7 separate regions of the Homo sapiens genome follow, and all the other regions are linked to region 4. Evidence: chromatin contacts called from ENCODE Hi-C or POLR2A ChIA-PET data. All regions are on one chromosome and are shown on one strand. The core of a region is the stretch at or near the end of the contact, and the rest is flanking DNA. Distances in the headings are between cores, read along the strand shown.

Evidence for each region. Hi-C counts contacts between places; a loop is a spot of excess contacts on that map. ChIA-PET counts read pairs that join two places held with the same protein, here RNA polymerase II (POLR2A). Pooled maps may share reads with other maps.
Region 1: a pooled map shows a loop between it and region 4 (6-fold over the local background). The contact joins the promoter of LSM12 here to the enhancer-like site in region 4. A Hi-C loop is called at or near these places in 1 of 37 single-sample maps with no recorded cell type and 5 of 50 pooled maps. POLR2A ChIA-PET finds 5 or more read pairs at or near these places in 2 of 52 experiments (Caco-2 and activated CD8-positive, alpha-beta memory T cell).
Region 2: a loop to region 4 is called in a pooled map, with 4 times the contacts of the local background. The contact joins the promoter of FAM215A here to the enhancer-like site in region 4. A Hi-C loop is called at or near these places in 1 of 168 maps with a recorded cell type or tissue (ascending aorta) and 6 of 50 pooled maps. POLR2A ChIA-PET finds 5 or more read pairs at or near these places in 1 of 52 experiments (WTC11).
Region 3: a loop to region 4 is called in a pooled map, with 2.3 times the contacts of the local background. The contact joins the promoter of VPS25 here to the enhancer-like site in region 4. A Hi-C loop is called at or near these places in 1 of 50 pooled maps. POLR2A ChIA-PET finds 5 or more read pairs at or near these places in 3 of 52 experiments (A673, CD8-positive, alpha-beta T cell and naive thymus-derived CD4-positive, alpha-beta T cell).
Region 5: a loop to region 4 is called in a pooled map, with 4 times the contacts of the local background. The contact joins the promoter of EZH1 here to the enhancer-like site in region 4. A Hi-C loop is called at or near these places in 2 of 50 pooled maps. POLR2A ChIA-PET finds 5 or more read pairs at or near these places in 4 of 52 experiments (CD4-positive, alpha-beta memory T cell, PC-9, activated B cell and 1 more).
Region 6: a pooled map shows a loop between it and region 4 (8-fold over the local background). The contact joins the promoter of PLEKHH3 here to the enhancer-like site in region 4. A Hi-C loop is called at or near these places in 1 of 168 maps with a recorded cell type or tissue (ovary), 1 of 37 single-sample maps with no recorded cell type and 8 of 50 pooled maps. POLR2A ChIA-PET finds 5 or more read pairs at or near these places in 3 of 52 experiments (H1, PC-9 and activated B cell).
Region 7: a pooled map shows a loop between it and region 4 (4-fold over the local background). The contact joins the promoter of TUBG2 here to the enhancer-like site in region 4. A Hi-C loop is called at or near these places in 2 of 50 pooled maps. POLR2A ChIA-PET finds 5 or more read pairs at or near these places in 2 of 52 experiments (H1 and SK-N-SH).

Annotation. Positions count from the first base shown.
Region 1 is chr17:44,065,063-44,067,977 of GRCh38, reverse strand. It overlaps LSM12 (LSM12 homolog), which reads left to right and starts at 1,307. Exons shown (of 5, transcript NM_001371445.1): 1 at 1,307-1,514. The coding sequence starts at 1,391. RefSeq lists silencers at 1,225-1,344, 1,635-1,774.
Region 2 is chr17:43,915,502-43,918,507 of GRCh38, reverse strand. It overlaps FAM215A (family with sequence similarity 215 member A), which reads right to left and starts at 1,300. Exons shown (of 1, transcript NR_026770.1): 1 at 521-1,300. LOC105371787 (a long non-coding RNA gene) reads left to right here and starts at 1,284. Exons shown (of 2, transcript XR_001752898.2): 1 at 1,284-1,370. RefSeq lists enhancers at 1-656, 657-1,478.
Region 3 is chr17:42,772,161-42,775,297 of GRCh38, reverse strand. VPS25 (vacuolar protein sorting 25 homolog) reads right to left here and starts at 1,849. Exons shown (of 6, transcript NM_032353.4): 1 at 1,770-1,849; 2 at 1,420-1,565; 3 at 599-652. The coding sequence starts at 1,822. RefSeq lists enhancers at 1,127-1,674, 1,758-1,957.
Region 4 is chr17:43,359,246-43,362,387 of GRCh38, reverse strand. No RefSeq gene overlaps it. Among named protein-coding and RNA genes, the nearest start is that of LINC00910, 28 kb to the left of the region's middle. RefSeq lists silencers at 565-664, 1,115-1,174 and enhancers at 1,425-1,604, 1,650-2,345. Within about 2 kb of position 1,892, at least 38 of the 41 ENCODE cell types and tissues checked have a DNase peak (open chromatin) inside an H3K27ac peak, as active enhancers do; they include A673, CD8-positive, alpha-beta T cell, PC-9 and 2 more, where a contact is called at or near this core.
Region 5 is chr17:42,743,572-42,746,754 of GRCh38, reverse strand. EZH1 (enhancer of zeste 1 polycomb repressive complex 2 subunit) reads left to right here and starts at 1,715. Exons shown (of 21, transcript NM_001991.5): 1 at 1,715-1,744. RefSeq lists a silencer at 1,558-2,137.
Region 6 is chr17:42,675,417-42,678,341 of GRCh38, reverse strand. It overlaps PLEKHH3 (pleckstrin homology, MyTH4 and FERM domain containing H3), which reads left to right and starts at 1,348. Exons shown (of 13, transcript NM_024927.5): 1 at 1,348-1,940. The coding sequence starts at 1,779. RefSeq lists enhancers at 1-195, 196-697, 678-757, 888-937, 958-1,057 and silencers at 228-307, 1,168-1,417, 1,508-1,567, 2,688-2,847.
Region 7 is chr17:42,657,462-42,660,603 of GRCh38, reverse strand. It overlaps TUBG2 (tubulin gamma 2), which reads right to left and starts at 1,320. Exons shown (of 11, transcript NM_016437.3): 1 at 1,052-1,320; 2 at 658-770; 3 at 288-455. The coding sequence starts at 1,100. RefSeq lists enhancers at 1,104-1,173, 1,224-1,293, 1,304-1,363, 721-1,488.

The DNA.
Region 1 (2,915 bases), core at 58-2,557, 710 kb before region 4:
GGTTAGCGACAGCCATTGGTGGTAGTAGGGCTTGAAAATGCACGCTCATAGTCCTTTGCATAAGATTAAGAAAACGACTGTTTTGTACATCAGACGGACATTCAAGGGCAGGGGCGCAAAACCCCTCCTCCAAGCCCCTTTTTGTCACTATCCGCTGCTCCTCATTCCTGCCTTTTGCCTGGCTTTCTGGGAGAGAGGGCAAAAAGGGAGAAGGGGAAGTGTCTTGACTTCTAAGAGTGATGGGTGACTAAGGGGGAACTACCATTTATTAAAGACCTAGTACATGCCATGCACTTATACCCGTTACCGCATTTAAACCTCCTAACTATGAGGTAGGTATTATTATGTAACAGAGTATAGCAGTAAATAGCACCGTCCTTGGAAATAGGCAGACTGTTTTTGCTAGTTGTGGAACCGTGGACAAGTTTAGTCTAAAACTTAGTTTATGTAAAAGGAGGACATTGATTCCTACCTCAAAGGGCTGTTAGATGCTCAAGAAGTGACAATACAAATGCCTATGAAGAAACAGGATCAGGTAATTTGCTTGCTCAAGGTCAGGTGATTTAGTAAGAGGCTGACCTCGGATTCTGGTTCCAGCTTATCTAACTCCACAGCCAATGTTCTTTCCACTATCACTCAGTAGTTATAATCATCTTTTTTTGTTTGTTTGTTTGTTTTGAGACAGAGTCTCGCTCTGTTGCCCAGGCTAGAGTGCAGTGGCACAATCTTGGCTCAGTGCAACCTCCGCCTTCCAGGTTCAAGAGATCCTCCAGCCTCAGTCCCCCTAGTAGCTGGGATTACAGGCACGCGCCACCGTACCCGGCTAATTTTTGTATTTTTAGTAGAGACGGGGTTTCACCATGTTGGCCAGGCTGGTCTCGAACCCCTGACCTCAGGTGATCCACCCGCCTCGGCCTCCCAAAGTGCTGGGATTACAGGCGTGAGCCACCGCTCCCAGCCTTATAATCATCTTGTCCAAGTATCGTTAAGTCCTCTGAGGCTCTGATTCCTCATATGCAAAATGGGGTTAACATATTTTATAAAATTCATTCATTAAACTCTTGTGTGGAAGGTGTGCATATAATGGAGACTGCAGCTCCCTCCTCTTTCCCCTTTTCATTCCACGTAGGTCATTTATCCTTAACTTCTAAAATGGACTCTACAAGCACTTAACCGAGCGGACGCAGCTATACAAATACTTTTCAGATTCCCCTTTATTTCCTCTTCTTTCCCACTCCACCTAGGATCCCGCCCCAACCAGCGCCAGGCCACGCCCCGGCGTGTGACGCAAGCACGCTCCGTGCGCGCCGTCGCGTCGCGGCGCTCACTGGGGGCCCGGCTTTCGCCCGCTGCTGCCGCCGCCGCCGCCGGCCGCGGCTGCACTCCCAAGATGGCGGCTCCTCCGGGCGAGTACTTCAGCGTTGGGAGCCAGGTGTCGTGCCGGACGTGCCAGGAGCAGCGGCTGCAGGGCGAGGTGGTAGCCTTTGACTACCAATCCAAAATGCTGGCTTTAAGTATCCTTCCCTGCGTGAAGCCCGAGTCCGGGCCGGCGTGTAGGTGCGGTGGTCGGGGGGTGGGGGACGACGGCGGCGGCTGGGGCTCTCTCCGGGCCTAGGGGCGACCGGCTACCGCGGCGCCCGGGGCGCATGCGCACGGCCCTGAGCTCCCCTCCCCCTCCCGCGGGCCCTTCGGTCAGCTTTGGGGATCCTGTCTCTCTCTCTTTGCGGGAGCTGGGGCTTTACCGAGGATCAGTGGGTGGAGGAGGGCTTGACACGGGGATGGCTTTTTGGGGGGAACGTTATGAGAGGGGACACAGTAATTAGGAGAGGGGGTGGTGGTGGGAGGGGGCTGATGGATTGGAGCCCGGATGGAAAGGAGGGGCGGGTGAAATATTATGGGGAGGGGTGTTTAGGGTAAGGAACTGCTGGTAGGGCAAAGGTATGGAATTTAGGAGGGCATGTGCACTGATGGGATTTCGTCCAAGGAAGGGCGGTGGGATGGTGACCAAATTGGTCCTTGCCTGTTTTGGGGGAGAGTAAGTTCAGGGCAGAGTTTGTATCTGAGCTAGGGATAGTGGCTTGTTTCGCTGATGCGTGTGTATGTGTGGTGGGGGGGCTGTGCTGATTTTTAGGCTTCTCGGTCATTTGGAAGTTGCTGTTTAGGGGATGTTTGCACTGGAAACCTGTTCCAGAGAGGGCTTGCCAGGGGCTTATGTGGTTTGGGGATGTGTGAGTTACAGGTGAAAGAGTGAAGTTCTCATGCTGCCTTGATCAGTCCAGCACATGGAGTCCTTTTACGTAGTAGCAGCCTCCCTTTTGAAAGTAGCAATGTTAAACTGATTGGAAAAGGTGGCCTGCTTCTTTGGGGTGGAAGTGACTTCTGAATTACTCCAGGAAACTCAGTCTTGGAAATGAAACACTTCCTTGTTGGGATAAATGTGCCACGGCTTCCCTTTTTATGTGAGCCACAGGTGGGTTTATTGGAATTTTTTTTTGGAGGAGTAATTTTTTATGGCATCTTTTTTTTTTTTTTTTTTTTAAGATGGAGTCTCGCTCTGTCGCTAGGATGGAGTGCGGTGGCGCAATCTCGGCTCACTGCAACCTCCGACTCCCTGGTTCGAGCGATTCTCCTGCCTCAGCCTCCGGAGTAGCTGGGATTACGGGCACGCGCCACCACGCCCAGCTAATTTTTGTATATGTTTTTTTTTAACAGAGATGGGGTATCACCATGTTGGCCAGGATGGTCTCGAACTTCTGACCTCGTGATCCGCTGGCTTCAGCCTCCCAAAGTGCTGGGATTACAGGCCTGAGCCACCGCCCGGCTTTTTTTTTTGTTGTGTTTTTTGAGACGGAGTTTCACTCTTATTGCCCAGGCTGGAGTGCAATGGCGTGATTTCGGCTTACTGCAACTTCCGT
Region 2 (3,006 bases), core at 51-2,550, 560 kb before region 4:
CTCACACACGCTCGCTCCCCTACATCAATCTCCCAGAAAAAGGAACCTATTTTATTCTTTTCTTTTCTTTTTTTTTTTTTTTTTTTTTTTTAGAGACAGGCCTCACCTTGTTGCCCAGGCTGGTTTTGAACTCCTGGCCTCAAGTGATCCTCCGGCCTTGGCCTCCCAAGTTACTGAGTTCACAGGCGCGAGCCACCACGACCAGTGAAGCCTATATTAAGCCCTTTTATGCTCACTCTGCGATACTGCAGAGAGGGCAGGGAGGAAGCAGAGGTGCCCTGGCATCTTCAGCTGGCGGTGAGCAGGGCGCTGAGGGTGGGAGAGGCCGGGCGCCTGGGGATGGGAGGCAGGACCGCACCTTCACAGGGATGCTGCCACCCTACCCCGGAGGTCAGGGCCTCTCGCCCAGCTCTGGCTCTGAGGTCCTGGAGGGAGGGAGATGCTGTTGCGACTCAGAAGATCAGGGGAGGGCCACCCCCATTCGAGAAAAGTGAAAATCCTGAGCCTGAAGCAGAAGTGGAGACGGTTGGAGCGGAGGCTTCAGAGGGTGGCGTTGGGAAGAGGGTCTGGCGCCGCCGTGTGGACTGTTCGGGCTCACGGGGCTGAAGGCTCCGAAGACCGAGACCTGTGAACCGTGGGGAGGCTCCATGCGGATGGGGGCCACAGCCCCCGCCGGAGCCCCCACACTAGCCCTGGACTTCTCCACCGGCTTACGACATGATAGCTCAATAAGCTCCTTATTTAACGCACTGTTGTATCAGGTCCCTGTCGCAGCCACTGGCCCTATAGCCTAATAAAGGAGCGGGTGCACGCATTGGATTGGTGAGCTACCGCCACAGCAACAAGTCCTAATCAACCATCCCAAACGGTGGCTGGAACAAGGTTCTCGCAGGCCTGTGCTTGGGCTTGAACGCTGGGCCGGCCGCTGCGCTCTGTGGCTCCCTGCAGACCTGCGGATCGGCCAGGGGGCTCCGATCCTTTTGGGCCGTGGCTGAAGAAGCAGCGGCTGCACCAGAGAAGTCCTTCTGGGTGAAGGTGGAAGCGCACAGGGACCGCGGAACCGCCCAAGGCGTCTTCCGGCGTAGGCTCAGAACTGGCAGGCTTTCGTTTCTGCTTCATTCCATGGCCAGAGCAAGCCACGTGGGCAAGCCCGAAACCAGGGGGCGGGAAAGTACCCTCCACCCACAAGGAAACCATGGCAAGCGGTGGTTGCAGGTAGGGCTGAGGAATTGGGGCCGATAGTTCTATCTATCCCGGTGAGTGAGGAGACCTGCTTTGGGGGTTGCACAGTCTGGGTCTGCCCTTGCAGTGGTATCTGTCTCTGTGAAGACTCCACCACGGGTCGCCATCAGGTCAGAGACCCTGACAAGGTAAGAATTTGCATTTTCCTCTGCACACAACCCTGTTCCCTTCCCCTCCGCATGCCTAACACAACACTCCCTTCCCCCCCATGCCTAACAGAGAGAAAGGAGAGAGACAGTTCTTGAGCCCGGTTCTTCCTGCTTGAGCTTGGTGTGTCAACCAAAAGAGTCAAACTCTGTAAAATATTTGAAGGGATTTATTTTGAGCCTACTATGCATGACCAATGGCCCATGACAGCCTTCAGCAGATCCTGAGAACATGTGCCCAAGGTGATCAGGCCACAACTTGGTTTTATGTGTTTCAGGGAGACATCGGACATCAATAATATATGCGACATGTACAGTGGTTTGATCTGGAAAGGCTGGACAACTGGAATGGGGTTGGGGAAGTGGACGACTTCCAGGTTATAAGTAGATCGAAAGATTTTCTGATTGGCAATTGGTGGAAAGAGTTAAATTACTGTCTAAAGACTTAAAATCAACAGAAAGGAATGTTTGGGTTAAGATAAGAGATTGTGGAGACCAAGGTTTTATCACGCAGGTGAAGCCTCCAGGTGGCAGGCTTCAGAGAGAATAGACTGTAAATGTTTCCTTTCAGACTTAAAGAGTCTGTTCTATCAGTAAGTCCAAAAGGAGGGATCGTATAATTAGGCATGACTGGGCTCCCCTTCCCATCATGGCCTGAACTAGTTTTCAGGTTAACTTTGGAATGCCCTTTGCTGAGTGGAGAGGAGGAGTCCATTCAGATGGTTGGGTGAGCTTAGAATTTTATGTTTGGGTTTCAGTTGGCATCCAGTATCCCTTCCCCCAAGTTTGGGGCCCCTCCCAAAGGAGATAGGCCTGGGTCTCTCCTCACATCCTTGGGGGTCTCAGAACTGCAGACTCAAACCTTTTGCCTCAAGGAATCCCTTTGATGATTTGCATAAACCCTTGGGAGGCTGCAGGGGGGCTGCTCTGGAGCTGAGACACAGCGAGTCAATCTCCCTCCATCCCCCTTTTGTCTTGTTCTCACCCTGAGGCTGCAGGCCTCAAGTTTTTTGGCTGGATTCTTCCCAAAGCAGGTTGGGGGTGCAGGTACTGTAATCACCTGATGGGTTCTTCCTGCCTACTGCACAGACAAAACCAATCCACTGAGACCATGGCATTGCAGTAAAGAAAGAGTAATTGACACAAGGCCGGGCACACAGGAAATAGTTATTACTCAAATCGGTCTCCCCCAAAACTTGAAGATTAGTTTTTCAAAGATAGTTTGGTGGGCAGGGTCTAGGGTAGGGTAGAGGTGCTGCTGATTGGTTGGGCATGCAGATATAGGGGTATGGAAAATGGTCCTTGAATGCTGAGTCTGCTTCTGGTTGGCAGCCACAGGACTGGTTGAGTCACGAGTCTCGATGGAGCCAGAAATGCATAAAGAAACATCTTTCCTTATGCAGATGTTGATCAGCTGTGCTTACACATTCCTTTGTAAGGACAGGACAGTCTCCCCTAAGTTAGGGGACAAAAGTGACTCCTACTGATGGCATTAGCTCTGCCCCTACTCTCAGATGCAATGCCAGGGACTGTGAGGACTAGAGACCCTGGAGCTGCTGGCTGGGTGTGGTCGGGGGCCAGTTATCAGCCTCTCTGAACTCCATGTCCTTAGTACTAA
Region 3 (3,137 bases), core at 600-3,099, 590 kb after region 4:
CCCAGGAGTTCGAAACTAGCCTGGGCAACATGATGAGACCCTACAGAAAATACAAAAAAATTCTCTCTATAGAAAATACAAAAAATTAGCCAGGTGTGTGGTGACACATGCCTGAGGTCTCAACTACTCAGGAGGCTGAGATGGGAGGATCACTTGAGCCTGGGAGTCGAGGCTGCAGTGAGATAGGACTGAGCCACTGCACTCCAGCCTGGATGACAGAGTGAGACCTTATCTCCCCACCCAAAAAAAAAGTATCATGAACTAAAAAGAAACAAAGAGGCAAAAAAATACCAAGGTGGGACAGAGTGGAAGAGACTCAGCTTTCAGAAAGAAAGATTCAATATTTATTTTACTATTATTATCTACAAGGCACTCATCCTTCTTCCACTTCTCTTCAGGTTTAGGGCACAGACAGAGATTTCAATTTTGTGTACAAAGAAGAAAGGACTTGGGAATTGGGCTGCCTACTTTACAGAAGACTCTGGCCTTCAAGCCAGGAGAGAGAAAAAGTTATTAAAGGGAAAAAGACTTATCCTAATTTGCCCTCAGGAAAACCCAACTAGGAAGAAAAATAAGGAATCTGGGGAACTGAACCCACCTTTCTTCCTCAGTTCCTCTAATACAATCTGGATCGACTCCACAGGAAGCTTTCCTGGTTTAAGGTTAAGGGAACGGCATACACATGAGTTGGGTAGGATAAAAATTTTCAGAGCCAGTCCCATGTTGAGAAACACCTGCCCCTTCCTCTCCCACACACATATGTGTGCAATTTCCCAACATGATATGAATTGGCATTTCCTGGATATTCAAAGGAGGAAGGTAAAGAGAAACTCTTCCAATTAAAAGGAGCTTTATGTGATTGTGCCACTGCATTCCAGCCTGAGCAAGAGAGGAAGACCCTGTCTCCAAAAAAAAAAAAAAAAAAGAAAGAAAGAAGCTTTAGAAAATGAAAGGTACTGTCATTCCTCACCCTCTGTCTGTTGCCTTCCTTCAGCCTTTCTCCACAGATATTTTAGGGATGAATCAGGCAGCAAAAACAAATGACCCTTACTTCCTGGCAGGAGGGGGGCAGAGAAAATAATTAAAGGTAGTTACCCAAGTCTGGGCCTCACACAGAAAAGGATGGAAGATACAAATAGTCAAAAGGGTTTAGGTTAAAAAACTTGGAACTTGGCTTCAGGGCAGAAATTCTAAGACCTTAATGACATCCGAGCAGTCATCACTGCCAAGAACAAGAGGGTATGGTACTGCATTTGCCAGGGGAAAATGTCAGCTACACATTTTCACTCTTTAAGTCCAGTTTGGGTGGGAATCTGCCTACCATGGGTAAAAGGGGGCTGGCGCGGGGGGGCGTCTGGGCATGTGTGAAAGCGCAGAAGTGCATGTGTATGGGCTGTGGAAGAGCCTGAGGGAGGATACGCTGTAGCTTGACGTTGTTGAAGAGCGGGCTCTCCTGAGCTTCCATCACCGTCATGCTGGACTGTTTGTGCAGGCGGCAGAAGGACAGGACCAGCGAGCACCAGGCGGCCAGCTGCTTCTGCCGAGTGTCCACATTCGGTTGTAACCTGCCGGGTGAAGGGAGTGGGGCGCAGAATTAGAGGGCGGGAGGCAGCACTTGCCCGGGACGCATTTCAGGAAGAAAGTAAGGGACTGAGGGTGTTGGCCGACGGGTCTTTTCTCCCCCTCCCCATATGAAGCATCAGGGCTGAGCCCAGGGTCCGGGGGAGGGGAGGGAGGCACAGCGGTGCTTCTTGGGGTCTGAGCCTCACGTAAAGAAGGGTGGGAAGCGATACTGCCACGGCCACTCGAAACTCATCGCCATCGTAGTAGCCCAGGAAACCCGGAAGCTACCGGCTAAGGACTTCCGGCCTTCGCTTCCGCACGTCCGGGCAGAAGGCAATGCAGAAAGGTTCCGGAAGCCTTTCTGGAAAGAGAGAGACCGGCAGGAGGAGTCCTCGTCATGACCCAGTCCCTCGCTGTTATCCTAAAAAGCCCTATCTTTTGGAGCAGGAAGAGTCCTGGGAAGTCTTCTGGTTCAACCCCAGAGAAAGGTCATGTCTTCCCCAAAGCGGCGAATTTTTGTTGCTGAAGTAGAACGGCAAATAAAGCCCAGATCTCCAGATCCCAGCCTACCTTTGTTTCCTCTATACTAGGCTTCTTTTAATATTAACATTTCTGTGAATTGCCATTTAATTTGATCAACTCACAATTACCCAAGCTCAATTCCAATGTCCTTTGTTTTATTTTTAATTTTTTATTTATTTATCTGTTTATTTATTTTTGAGAAAGGTCTCCCTTTGTTGCCCAGGCTGGAATACAGTGGCACAATCACAGCTCACTGCAGCCTCTACCTCCTGAGATCTGGCGACCGTCCGGCTTCAGCCTCCTGAGTAGCTGGGACTACAGGTGCACACCACCGCACCCAGTTATTAAATACATTTTGTTGTTGTTTTGGTACAGATGGGCGTCTCACCAAACTCCTGGGCTCAAGTGATCCTCCTGCCTCGACCTCCCAAAGTGCTGGGACTACAGGAGTGAGTTAACGCTCCCAGCAACCCGGCTAATATTTTCTAGAGATGGGCACTCACTATGTTGGCCCAGGTTGGTCTCAAACTCCTGGGCTCAAGCGATCTCCAGACCTCAGCCTCCCAAAGGGATAACAGGTGACCAACCCGGCCCTCCAATTTCCTTTGACTTCACCATTCCTCAGGCTCCTGCAGCACCCATGGGAGCACACTTTGTAGCTTGAATCACTAGAGACAGCCCTACTTCCATGATTCAGAGCTGCAGGCTTTGACCACAACCACCCATCTCTCACCTCTGCCATGACCTCGCCTTTCTTGTCTCAAGACCTAGGACCCCTTTTGGTTTTATCAGACTCCTTACCCAGCCTAAACTACTCAATTCTGTCCCCTTACCTACCTACCTACCTACAGGTCAGTTCCCAAACCAATGATCGTTGCTCCATTTCCCCCACCTCTTTTTTTCACTCCTGGGCTCTGGAGTATTGCTGGAAGAAAAATAACCAGAACATGTTTGCCAAGCCCTAGATTCCCTGACTAGCCTCACTACCGGGCTCTAAGGGCAGCTCTGTGATCCTTTGTCTTTTATTGACTCCGTCACCCTCAAGATAACTA
Region 4 (3,142 bases), core at 643-3,142:
TGCACCCTGGCCTCCTCGAAAACTTGCCCTTGCCGGACCAGACAGTTGAGAAATGGCTAGAGGGACGAGACCTGAGTACCTGTCTCCATGTGTGCAGCTATACAAAATATGTAATTGCCGGGCGCGGTGGCTCAAGCCTGTAATCCCAGCACTTTGGGAGGCCCAGGCGGGGGATCATGAGGTCAGGAGATCGAGACCATCCTGACTAACACGGTGAAACCCCGTCTCTACTAAAAAATACAAAAAATTAGCTGGGCGTAGTGGGGGCGCCTGTAGTCCCAGCTCCTCGGGAGGCTGAGGCAGGAGAATGGCGTGAACCCGGGAGGCGGAGCTTGCAGTGAGCCGAGATCGCGCCACCGCACTCCAGCCTGGGCGGCAGAGCGAGACTCCCTCTCAAAAAAAAGAAAAAAAAAATGTAATTAGACGTCTGTAACACATGTAATAAAGCAAGTACAGCAAGATGACTTTAGGTGATGGGCATACGGGTGTTCACCAAACAATTCTTTCAACGTATGTGTGAAAAAAAGTTTAAAGTAATGTTGGATGCCAGCTAGGTCAGGACGAGATGGGGAGGGGGAGGGGGAAGGGAGGGGGAGGGGATGCGGAGGGGAAGGGAGGCGGAGGGAGAGGGGAGGGGAAGGGGAGGGGGAGGAGGAGGAAAGAAGAGCCTCCTAGAGCTCTTCGTGTCTTTTCCGTTGTGGGTTTTTCCTCCTGAAGGGCAATGAAGCCGAAGGAGCTTTCCCAAGATTCCAGTGATTTACAGGCGCTTTTCTGTTCAGTGGTTGGCAGGCAGGGCACGGCGGGGCATGCAAATTTAAAATGGCTGCTTCTCTCGGGAGTTATGGGAGCAAAAAAGGAAAGTGAATATCCTCCAAAATAGTAACAATATTACTTACGCAGGTGTTCAGATTTGGATAAAGATACACAATCTCAACGTAGGAGAGAGAGTTATTCAGGGTGCTATCTGTCACCCTGAGGTTAGGATGTGTGGGAGAAGGAGTACAGTGGCCGATCGTTAACATTTTCGTTTTGAAAACGGTGTTGATACAGTGGAAGGCTTGTGGTGTTGCTGGCCCTTGATCGCTGGAAGGATTCCGAGGTGTAGTTTTCGAAGCGGGAGTTTTGTTCGCATTGGGCGCTTAGCGTCTGTTACTGTCGCTAACGGGAGATTGTCAACGTGTTTGCATTGGGCCATTTGCATCAGTTGGGACCGTTGTTACTGACCTCCTAGGTTGTGTGTTGCGTTTACACGCTTAAATCCGGGTTTCACGGTCTCTTAGTACTCGCGTATTTAAGCTCATCGCGCGTACCTTACTTCTACGCGTTCACGTCGGTTCGTCCGGGCCTATCAGCGCCGCTGCTTTTAAATTGGCCGTGTGCGCTTTACGTTTGCACCTTTACGTCGGATCACTGGGGTCCATCAGCGCCGTAGTTTTTGAGCTGGCCGGGCGTGCTTTCGAGCGCTTAGTTGCTTTCGGTTTCACTTGGTTGCGGCGTGACGATCATTGAGTTAAAGGTTACTGCACTCACTTCAGTCGCCATCGGTCTCCGTAATCTGACTGCCCTTTGCTATTACTTGCTTCACTCACATACGATATGCGGACGGTCCTATTTAAGTTGAGCGCCCATACTTCACTATCCCAAGTGGGACTGCTTTTTCATTTACGTGTCTCTATCCGAGGCAGTATAAACATCTTTCCATTCAAGTTTACCGCATGTGTTTCACTATCGAGAGTCGGACTGCTTTTGGATTTACGTGGCTTTGTGGGATGCGGTATGAAGATCGTTGCATTCAAGTTTACCGCCTCTACTTCACTGCAGAATCTGACTGCCGTCAGATCTGTATGACAGATTGTTGCATTCGTTTTCTGCGGGTACGTCACTATCCAGTCTACTTTTTCCATTGACGTGGCTGAGTCATATGTAGTATGACTGTCAGAGACGTTGGAACCTGAAGCGACCCCATTTTGAGTGAGGGCTAGAAAAATGAGGCCGGGACTTACGGGCCTGCATTCTCAGAAGGATATTCCTAGCTTTCAGATACTTACGGTTAAGGGAACAAATTAATGTTTACTGAAGAGACCCGAGTGTCCAGATAGCTGGATATCTGGAGAACAAAGGCGTTCCTAATTTTGCTTTAAAGGTAGTAATAGGGATTCTTGCAAAATGTAATAATTAAAGTTAATTATCACAAACCCTTGTAACAGAACACCTCTCCCCATGTGTACAAGCATTGTACCTAGGGTGGATACGTTCCTTCTCTTAGTTTCAGGAACGCCCTTCTCTGTCTGTGGAGTAGCTGTTCTTTCACCACTTTACTTTCTTAATAAACTTGCTTTTATTTTGCACCGCGGACTTGCCCTGAGTTATTTCTTGCGCGAGACCCAAGAACCCTCTCTTTGGGTCTGGATCGGGGCCCTTTTCCTGTGACGTATTTCTGGCCACCACAGATGGGACTATAGTGCTTTGGGGAAGTGTTGGGGTCCTATAACATATTTCTGGCGAATGATGGAAGGGACGATACTGAAGAAACTCCCCCAACCCAAAGGAAGTAGACTGCAGCACTGCAGTAGTCAGTAGACTGACTTTGGGTAAGTGGTGGAGTGCCCGGGTAAAGAATGGGATTGGGTTAGAGGCCCAACTTAATGGAGTTAGAGTCTTTCCTAAAAGAGAGTGGGTTAGAGGCCCCTCTTAATAAAAGGCAAGGACACTTGACCGACCTCGGGTTAGAGGCCCGACCGAGGAGGGTTAGAGGCCCCTCCCAGTAAAGCCCCTCTCGGCTAAAAAACAGGTTTGACACCGCAGGCTATGCTCTTTGTATTAGTCTGCCTCGTCCTCCTTGTCTTGGTTGCTGTCTCCGTTTCAGTGTCATTTTCAGGAGACTTCATTTAACTGGTCTTAGGGATTTTAACTGATTCTTCTCCTATGTCCCTCCCGATTTCTGTCCGTTTGCTTGTGAAACACTGGGAACCAAAAGCATTGGAGGATCCGGCTCTAAAATTGCTGATTGAGATTTGATATTTAACAGCTATGAGCAGTAAGATTCGATAGATGTGGTTGTGTTTTGTTGCTGCTGTGCTGAGTGTGATTGAGAAGCACTAGGATGGAAATCAGGGGACTTTTCTCCTTGCTGTTTTGTTTG
Region 5 (3,183 bases), core at 466-2,965, 620 kb after region 4:
AATAAGATTGATAAAATACTATTAATTAATCTAGAGATTTTATTCTAATTTCATCAAATTATCCCACTGGTGTTCTTTTTCTGGACCAGGATTCAAGCCAGGATCACACATTACATTTAGTTGTCATATCTCCTCAGTCTCCCAATCTGAGATGGTTTCTCACCCCTTGTCTTTCATGATCTTGACACTTGAAGATACTGGCCAGTTATTTTGTAGATTGTCTCTCATTTTGGATTTGTCTGATGTTTCCTCATAATTAAATTCAGCTTATGCAGGCTGGGCATTGTGGCTCATGCCTGTAATCCCAGCACTGGGAGGCAGAGGTGGGGGGATCACCTGAGTCAGCAGTTCGAGACCAGCCTGGACAACATGGTGAAACCCCATCTCTACTAAAATTACAAAATTTGCCGGGTATAGTAGTGCATGCCTGTAAACCCAGCTACTTGGGAGGCTGAGGCAGGAGAATCGCTTGAACCCAGGAGGCAGAGATTGCAGTGAGCCGAGATTGCACCATTGCACTCCAGCCTAGGCAACAAGAGTGAAACTGTCTCAAAACAAACAAACAAACAACACGCACAAAAAATCAGCTTATGCGTGTTCGTCAAGAATACCACAGAAGTGATTTTGTGCGCTTCTCATTGCATCATGTTCAGAGGGACCTGGTAAGAATACCTCTCAGCTGGGGGCAATGGCTCATGCCTGTAATCCCAACACTTTGGGAAATCAAGGTGGGAGGATGGCTTGAACCCTGGAGTTCAAGACCAGCCTAGGCAACACAGCAAGACCCTGTCTCCTTAAAAAGAAGAGGGAGGCCGGGCGTGGTGGCTCATGCCGGTAATCTCAGCACTTTGGGAGGCCGAGGTAGGCAGATCACTTGAGGTCAGGAGTTTGACAGCAGCCTGGCCAATACGGTGAAACCCCATCTCTACTAAAAATACAAAAATTAGCCGGGCGTGGTGGCACGAACCTGTATTCCTGGCTACTTGGGAGGCTGAGGCGGGAGAATTGCTTGAGCCCGGGAGGGAGAGGTTGCAGTGAGCCGAGATCGCGCCACGGCACTCCAGCCTGTGTAAGTAACAAAGCGAGACTCCGTCCAGCCTCGCCCCCCGGCAAAAAAAGAAGAAGAAAACAATACCTCTTATCACTAGTGATGCTAACTTTGATCACTTAGTTAAGGTGGTGTCTGACAGATTCTTATCTGTAAAGTTGCTATTTTTTTCCCTTTGTAACTAGCAGGTGTCTTGTGGGGATTTATTTCGATACAAGGCTATAATTTTGATTCTAAGTGACTAGAAAACTATGAACAGAAATAGGGAGATCAGACATAAATAAAGGGCTTAGAACCCATAGACCGGTGTCTGGAGAACTGGTAGGGGTGAAGCATCGGTATGAAGGTGATCTGGGTTGGCTTCAAACGCTGAAGTGAGATGTGGCTTGTCACCAGCGCGTGGGGATGGCAAATCCGCTGAATAGGGTCTTCAGGAAGATATTAGTGGCTCTGCGAAGGTTTCCCCAGAGCCCTTCCCCTCCCCTGCCAGCGCCGCTTTGGAAGCCGTCTGGGAGGCTGCACCCGCCAGGACTCCTGAGTGCGGGGTTTTGGCGGCAAATGACAGTAGTGCGTCCGCGCGGCACGGGTAAGTCAATGCGCACGCGCCGACAGGAGGCGCGGGGCGGGGCACGGCGCAGGGGTGGGGCCGCGGCGCGCATGCGTCCTAGCAGCGGGACCCGCGGCTCGGGATGGAGGGTGAGTGAGTAAACAAGCCTGGGCCGGGCGGTGGGGCCGGGCCTCCTCCCCTCGCCGCCCTGGGCCTGAGGGAGGGAGAGGCGGAGGGATCAGGAAATTGGAAGGAATCCGAGGGACACACTGCCTGCCTGGCCGGGGGTAGCAGGCGCCCCTCCTCATTCCGAGGGTGGGGGAATGGGGGCGACGGGGCGAGAGAGACCCAGGCGAGGACAGCGTCTGGGGCTGCGAGGGCTGTGTGCCCGGGAGGAGGAGCGGCGGGGGCGGGCTCGGGGACGGGGAATCCCGTTGGATGGCGGTGTGGGCCGGTGGGCGGGAGCCCCAGCGCCCAAAGGGCGCGGGAGGGCGGTGGCACCTGCGGGGGCCTTTAGCGAGGTGGACTCTGGGGACCTGGAGCTGTGCTTGGGGAGGGCTAGAGACCGGGGCTGATCTTGCGATGGCTTTCGGGGATGTTGAGGAGGGGTAGCAGTAAAAACAAGGCCGGGACTAGGGTGAGGTGAGTAAGGCTCCCAAGGCACAAAGTGTAAAGGAGCACTGACTCAGGGTCGCGCAAGTGCAGTGAGCGCCTCCTCACGTGCGTCCTGGGTGCCTCGGTCGCCTCACCCCAGGCCTGGCCCTGAGCAAGAATCTCCTTCACTCCAGACTTTTGGTCTCACGCCAATGATCGCTCACCCCCACCATTCAACCGAGGATCAAATGATATAAATAAAAGTGCCTTGAAGCACAGACAAGGTGTTGTATTTGGGACATGCCTGTTAGGAAATGTGGGACAAACTTTTATTTCAATAAAAAGTGACTACTGAGGAATTGTTTCTTGAGCAGGGAAGGGAAGGGATACCTGAAGGATGTTAGTGCCCCCCGTGGAATGTGAAGGAATATGGAGGGTGAAATACAGGGTTGTATGTGATGTAGCCCAGGCCGATAGGAACCTGACGCTTGGCAGGGGAGGATGAAAGCAAAGGAGCTCAGGTACACTAACAATTAGGTGGGTGCAAGGATGGCAATGAAAACGCGAGTCTCCTCCACGTTTGCTGCCATACTGCCGCTGAATAAAAAAATTCCCACACCCCATGTTTTTTAAATTTAGGAAACTGATATTGAAGGAGGTTTCCAGCCTGAGAAGGTGCTAACCCTATTAGAGGTTTCTGTGAAAGCTTGTCTATTTTAAGTCTTGGAATCCCCAGATATGCCACTGATAAAAGAGATTACTTACATAGGAGAGAGTGTGTGTTAGGAGATAAGTACTTTAGACTGGGCTCGGTGGCTCATATCTGAAATCCCAGCATTCGGGAGGCCCAGGCAGGAGAATAGCTTGAGCCCAGGAGTTTGGGACCAGCTCAGGCAACAATAGCGAGACCTCATCTCTACAAAAAAAAAATAGCCAGATGTGGTGGCCTTCTCCTATAGTCCCAGCTGCTTGGGAGGCTGAAGCAGGAGTATTG
Region 6 (2,925 bases), core at 99-2,598, 680 kb after region 4:
TGCCCAGGCTAGCAGTCCTCAGAGCCTCCCGCAGCAGCGGCGAAAAGGGGTCCCCCACGGCCTCTAGGGGCCAGGATCCAGGGAAGGCCCGGAGACGGCGCCGATCCTCAAAGGGTCCCACACGCCAGCCACTGGGGACCGACCTGGAACCCTCCATCCAAGATCTCTGGAATCGCCGCTGAGTCAGCAACGCGCGCGCGCGCCCGCGGAGGCCGCGGCCCCGCCCCGGCCGCCTAGCGCCTGAGTTAACCCCTTCCTATACAGAGCCGCAGGATATTAGCCCTAAGAGGCCTCCACTGTATTCGGAGACCACAGAATTCCTTAGAATCCAAGTCAGTCTCCCCAGCTGAGTTCGGTGAGCTGTGAGCTCTATATTCGATTTTATTTCCGGCCTAGGTCTGCACCTTCCCAGAGTGCCTGCCTCAACTCCTTCACCTCGAAAAGGAGGTGAGGCCGAGTGCAGTGGCTCATACCTGTAATCCCAGCACTTTGGGAAGCCAAGCTGGGAGGATCGCTTGAGCCCAGGAGTTAAAGACCAGCCTGGGCAACATAGTGAGACTCCATTTCTACAAAAAATAAATTTAAAAAATTAGCCAGGCATGGTGGTGTACGCCTGTAGTCCCAGCTCCTGGAGAGGCTGAGGTGGGAGGATCCCTTGAGCCGAGGAGTTCGAGGCTGTAGTAAGCTATAATGGCTCCACCGCACCCCAGCCTGGGCAAGACAGCGAGACCCTGTCTGGAAGAAAAAAAAAAAAGGGTGGGGGAGAGCTGAATCAGACCGAGAAACTGGAGAAACTGGACTCCTTCTCCCCAGACGTGGAGGGCCACCTCCAGAGCTGTGTCCTCGCAGGTCTGGACATCCTCTTAGTAGCCAAGGCGTTTCCCTTTCTCAGGGACCCTGAGACGAGACAGGGGTTCAGAGAGCGGCAGTTGGGTTTTCCTCTGTCCTGTGCCAAAACTCCTCAACAGGGTTTTTAATTGGTTGGTGAGCCAAGAGTTAAAACAAGAGCCTGAAGGCGGGCTTCCGTGACGTCACTAGCACCCCGCGTCCGACCTCAGAGACTGGGGCGTGGCTAACATAGCCTCGTCCCCTCCCTCCCTGTTTCCCCGCCCCTCCCCGCTGTCACCAAGCCAGGGGCACATGATGCAACCCAACGCGGTTTCAGCCGTCTGATTGGTAGCCGCGCCCGGCGCCAGGCACAGGGATTGGACAGAGGAGACTGTGACGAAACCTGGACCCTGCCTAGTAAAGAAGGGAGGAGAGAAAGAAGAGAGAGGGGGGGCCCCCCGGGAGGGAGGGGGCCGGGGGGGCGGGGTCCCAGCTCTGTGCTCGCGCCCCCAGCGCGCCAGTCCCGGGGCTGCAGGGAGCGCAGCGCGCGCGGCCCGGGCCCCGGCCACCGGACGCCCTACCGGACACGACCCTCCCTGGAGCTTGGACAACTGCCCACCTCGGACGCTGCACCGGACACTGCCCCCCACAGGGCTGGACACTCCAACGGACACTACTTCCCAGCTCCGGACATTGCTCCCTCCTCTCCCGGGGCCCTGGACGCTTTTCCCCCTCCCCCCTCCGGGGGCCCAGACACTGAGCCCCCCTCAGCGTCTGGCTAGCGTCCCCTTGCACCCCAGCCCAGGACACTGCCTCCTCCCTGTCCTCTTCTCCCTTCTGCTCCTCCCACCTCATCTTTCCCCTGCTCGGGTCGGAGCCCCGCCAGTTCCTCCGACCCCCTACTGCTCGGCCGCGGCTGCCCGCGCCCCCATCCGCAGCTCCTCGCCCGGATGCCTCTCCCCGGGGGACTATGGTGGCTTCTCTGCTGCCGTCGAGGCTTCACTCTTCTGCACCGGGACTACGGGGACGGCGAGCTTAGCGGGGACGGGGACGAGGACGAGGACGAGGAAACCTTTGAGCTGCGGACCCCGAGTCCAGCGGGCGGCGGGAGGGTAAGTCCCGGGGGTTCGGAGCCTCGTCTCAATCACTCTCGCTGTAACCGGCCGTCACGCTGATCCGCTCCAGCCTCCAGCCACACGCTGCGCGCTTGGCGAACTAGGGATGAGGGAGAGTTTTTTGCCTGGGGGCCAAAGCCCCCGGGAGCTCTCGGAGCAGCAGCCCTACTCGGGATGTGCCTGTGGGCCTCCCGCTGCAGGCTGGGCGCTATCCACCTGCTGGGGGCCCTGAGGCAGGGGAGGCGTCACGCGTGGCCCGACCTGGCCCTGCCTCTCCCTTCCCCGCTGGGCCCGCGTCCCATCCCGTCTCCTTCCGCCTCCGCCAGCGCCGAGGAATGTGGCGAGGCCGGCTGGGCGGCTCGAACGCCTGGGTCCCCCTCCGCTCCCAGTTCGCAAGTGCGGAGGCCAGATGCGAGAGCTCCCGCTGCGGAGACCTGGACGAGGGGGAGAAGTCATCCCAGGATTGGGGTCTGTGGCGGGGACCCCAAGGAGAGGGAGGTGGGAGCTCTTTGAGGACCCCTCCTCATTACCCTGCCACTCAGGACAGAACTCTCGGCTTTCCCGGGTGAGGCTCCTGGGAAACCCCTGAGGGGATGGATGGTGAGGGACACTGGGCTGCTGCCTGGTTTTGTCGAATCTCCCCGTGGGGAAACGGAGGCACGATTGGTGTGGGAGACCTCCATCCCTTGACGTCTCCTCCCCCATCCCTCCTGCACACTGGCGGCCAGACTCCCGTGTGCTGTGGCCCGGGTCAGGCTCCCATCCCCCGCGCAGGGGTCCCCAGCAGGCCCAGTGGCTCGGTGCCCGGGTGGGGCGGGCTGCGCCGCCGGGGCCGGCGCCAGCACCTGGCGGAGGCGGAGGGTGGATAAATATAGAGGAGGGGGGAGGGAGGGAAGCAGGGCACTGCGATTAGGGGAGTTAGCCTAAGAGGGTGGTCAGTACCTGCCACATGTGGTGTGGCTGACAGCCCCACTCAGACCTT
Region 7 (3,142 bases), core at 71-2,570, 700 kb after region 4:
AGGTTCCAGAGAGCATCTTTTCTCAGCACAGCACCAAGAATTCTGTCTACCCTGGAATATTGTTGCCACCCTGAAGCAGAGCCTAGGCTGTAGCCCTCAACCCAGAAGTGCTACTATTGCAAATGATTTGCACAAAATTTGCATAAACCTCTCCCTGGCTGTCCCTCTTGTTCGGGACATCCTTTTGTCTCTTATTTTCTGTCAGTCAGGTCAAATTCCTAGTAGCTTGAGCCTGCCTTGCCTCTGGATGGGAATATCAAAGGTCTCTGGAATGGTCGCTAGGACACCTGGGAGAATCCGCTGGCCCAGTTGTTGCCAGCTCCTCCTCCATGTTCCGACAGGTAGATGTTCTCTGGGTTGTAGAGCTTGGCATAGGGGGAGTTGAGGATGGAGTGGATCACCCGGGGTTCCAAGTCCAGCAGCACGGCCCGGGGGATGTAGTGCTCATCGTCTGCCTGTCAAGGGGAGTCCAGGAGGGGGCCCAATCAGCTAGGGCGGCCCAAGTCCGAAGTCCTCCCAACTCTGGCTCCCTCCGGCCCTCCCTCCTCAAGCCAGCCGCCTGGCCCTACTGCCCAGCGGGGTTCCCAGTACCAGGCCACTCCCTTCCCTTCCGCCCCCTTGGGCCACTGCCGCCCCCGGCCAAGTCGCTGGGGGCACCTGGTAGAAAAAGACGTCCTTGCGGTCAGTGCCCTCGGTGGCGAATTCCTCCACGATGCCCTCGGGGCTGATACCATGCTCGGCGCACAGCTGTTTCCAGAACTCGAACCCAACTGGGGGAGGGGGGAGATGCCCGGGTCTGCTGGAGCCTTAAGGCCTGAGGAGCCCAGTTTTAGTCTCAGAGGCTGACACGATCAGAGGGTGGACCCAAGATGCCTGGGTTTGGTAGCTGCCCCAGCCCCGGGCTGGAGGCGCAGCTCTCGGTCTGGGTTATCCAGAGCAGCAGGGCAGGGGGTTCATGGAAGGGAAAGGGGGACTGGTGGAAGCCAGGCACTTGGGTGGGACCCGAAGGGGCAGAACCAGAGACCGGCGGGGCCGGCGCTCGCTTGCTCACTCTGGTTGCCGCACTGGCCCAGCTGCAGGGTGATGATCTCCCGGGGCATCGCTCTTCAGACGTGGGCGCGCCAGCCCCGGCCTGGCGAGAGTCACGGCTGAGACGAATGCCCGGCAGCCAGGAGCGCAGGACGTGGGGAGCGCGCGCTCTCTTCGCCTCTTGACGCGGATGCTCGGTCTGCGCGTGTGCAGCGCAGGCCTCTCCTCGGCCGGTGGGCCGGGGAGCCCAACCTGGGCATCATTTTCTCCCTCAGCAGTCGCAGCTGGAATTCCGCACAGGCGCAGAGTCAGGCCACGCCCGCTCCTGCCCACCGCTCCGCGCCTGCGCAGTGAGACTCGTTGGGGGTGGCAGGGTCGGAACCTGGATGTGTTGGGGAGGAGAGGAACGGGGGAGGGGAGGAAAGGGGAGAAGCGGCCAGGTGGATGTGCTTGTCCACGTGTAAGGAGTCATCTACCTATATTGGTAGGTGAGGACACTGTCAGCTTTGCTAGATCAAAGGGCTAGAAGCCAACTTTTCTTCGTTTAAATTTCTGTTTTTTAATGGTGTTACAATACATACACATGTATGTTACCTTTTTATTTTTTAGAAGGGTCTCGCTCTGTCGCCCAGGCTGGAGTGCAGTGGCGCGATCATAGCTCACTGTAGCCTTGAACTTCTGGCTTAAGTGATCCTCCCACTTCAGTCTCCCGAGTAGCTGGGACTACAGGCGTGTGCTACCACGCCCAGCTAATTTTTAAATTTTTAAAATGTATTTTTATAGAGATGGGGATCTCACCGTGTTGCCCAAGATGGTCTTAAACTACTGGCCTCAATCAATCCTCCTGCCTTGGCCTCCCAAAATGCTGGGATTACAGGCATGAGCCACCACTCCTGGCCTAAATTTACCATTGTAACCATTTGTAAGTACTGCATACAGTTCTGTGGCACCAAGTACACTCACATTGTTCTGTAACCACCACCACCATTCTTTTCTAGAACTTTCTTATCTTCCCAAACTGAAACTCTATCGCGATTAAACAGTAACTTCCCCTTGACTACTCTAGGCACCTGATATGAGTGGAATTATACAGTATTTGTCTTTTTGGGTCTGGCTTCTTTCACTTAACATAATATCTTCAAGATCCTTCCATTTCGTAGCATGTGTCAGAATTTCCTTCCTTTTTACAACTGAATAATATTCCATTGTATAGATGTACCACATTTTGCATAACCATTCATCCCTCCATGGACATTTGGGTTGCTTCCACCTTTTGGCTATTGTGAATGTTGCTGCTTTGAATGTGAGTGTACAAATATCTGTTCGAGTCCCTGCTTTCAATTATTTTGGATATACACCCAGAGGTAGAATTGCTGGATCATATGGTAATTGTGTTTAATGTTCTGAGGAATCGCCATACGATTTTCCATGGTAGCTGCACCATTTTAAATTCCCACCAGCAATGCACAAGGGTTCAGTTAAATAAATTTTATAGGAGGCCATTGATTTGCACTGAGCTCCTGTGCTTGGCTCAACAGACCAAACCAAAATGGAGTCACTCACGCTAAAGTTCTATGTCACTAAGCAACACTAAGTTGTTTATCAAACCTTCAGAGGAATCAGGAGAGGGAAGGAAGAGCCAAAACCCCAAACAAGCCAGTGTGAGCCGGCATGATACGGAAGTCCTTTTACAAGAAAAGTAACTTTGAAAGGACCCATCTGCTTTTTTTCCTTCTGTTTCTATTTTTCTCTACCCTTTTTTGTCCATAAAAACTAACCTGTGCTTGACTCATCTGAACACTCATTCTATTTATTTTATGGAATGAAACGTAGCCTGATCTAGAATCACAAACACTGTAAATGCCACTTAAGATTTTTTTTTTTTTTTGAGACTAAGTCTCACTCTGTTGCCCAGGTTGGAGTGCAGTGGCATGATCTCGGCTCACTACAACCTCTGCCTCTCTCAGGTTCAAGCGATTCTCCTGGCTCAGCCTCCCTAGTAGCTGAGATTACAGGTGTGCACCACCACACCCGGCTAATTTTTTTGTATTTTCAGTAGAGACAGGGGTTTTGTCATGTTGCCCGGACTGGTCTCGAACCCCTGAGCTCAGGT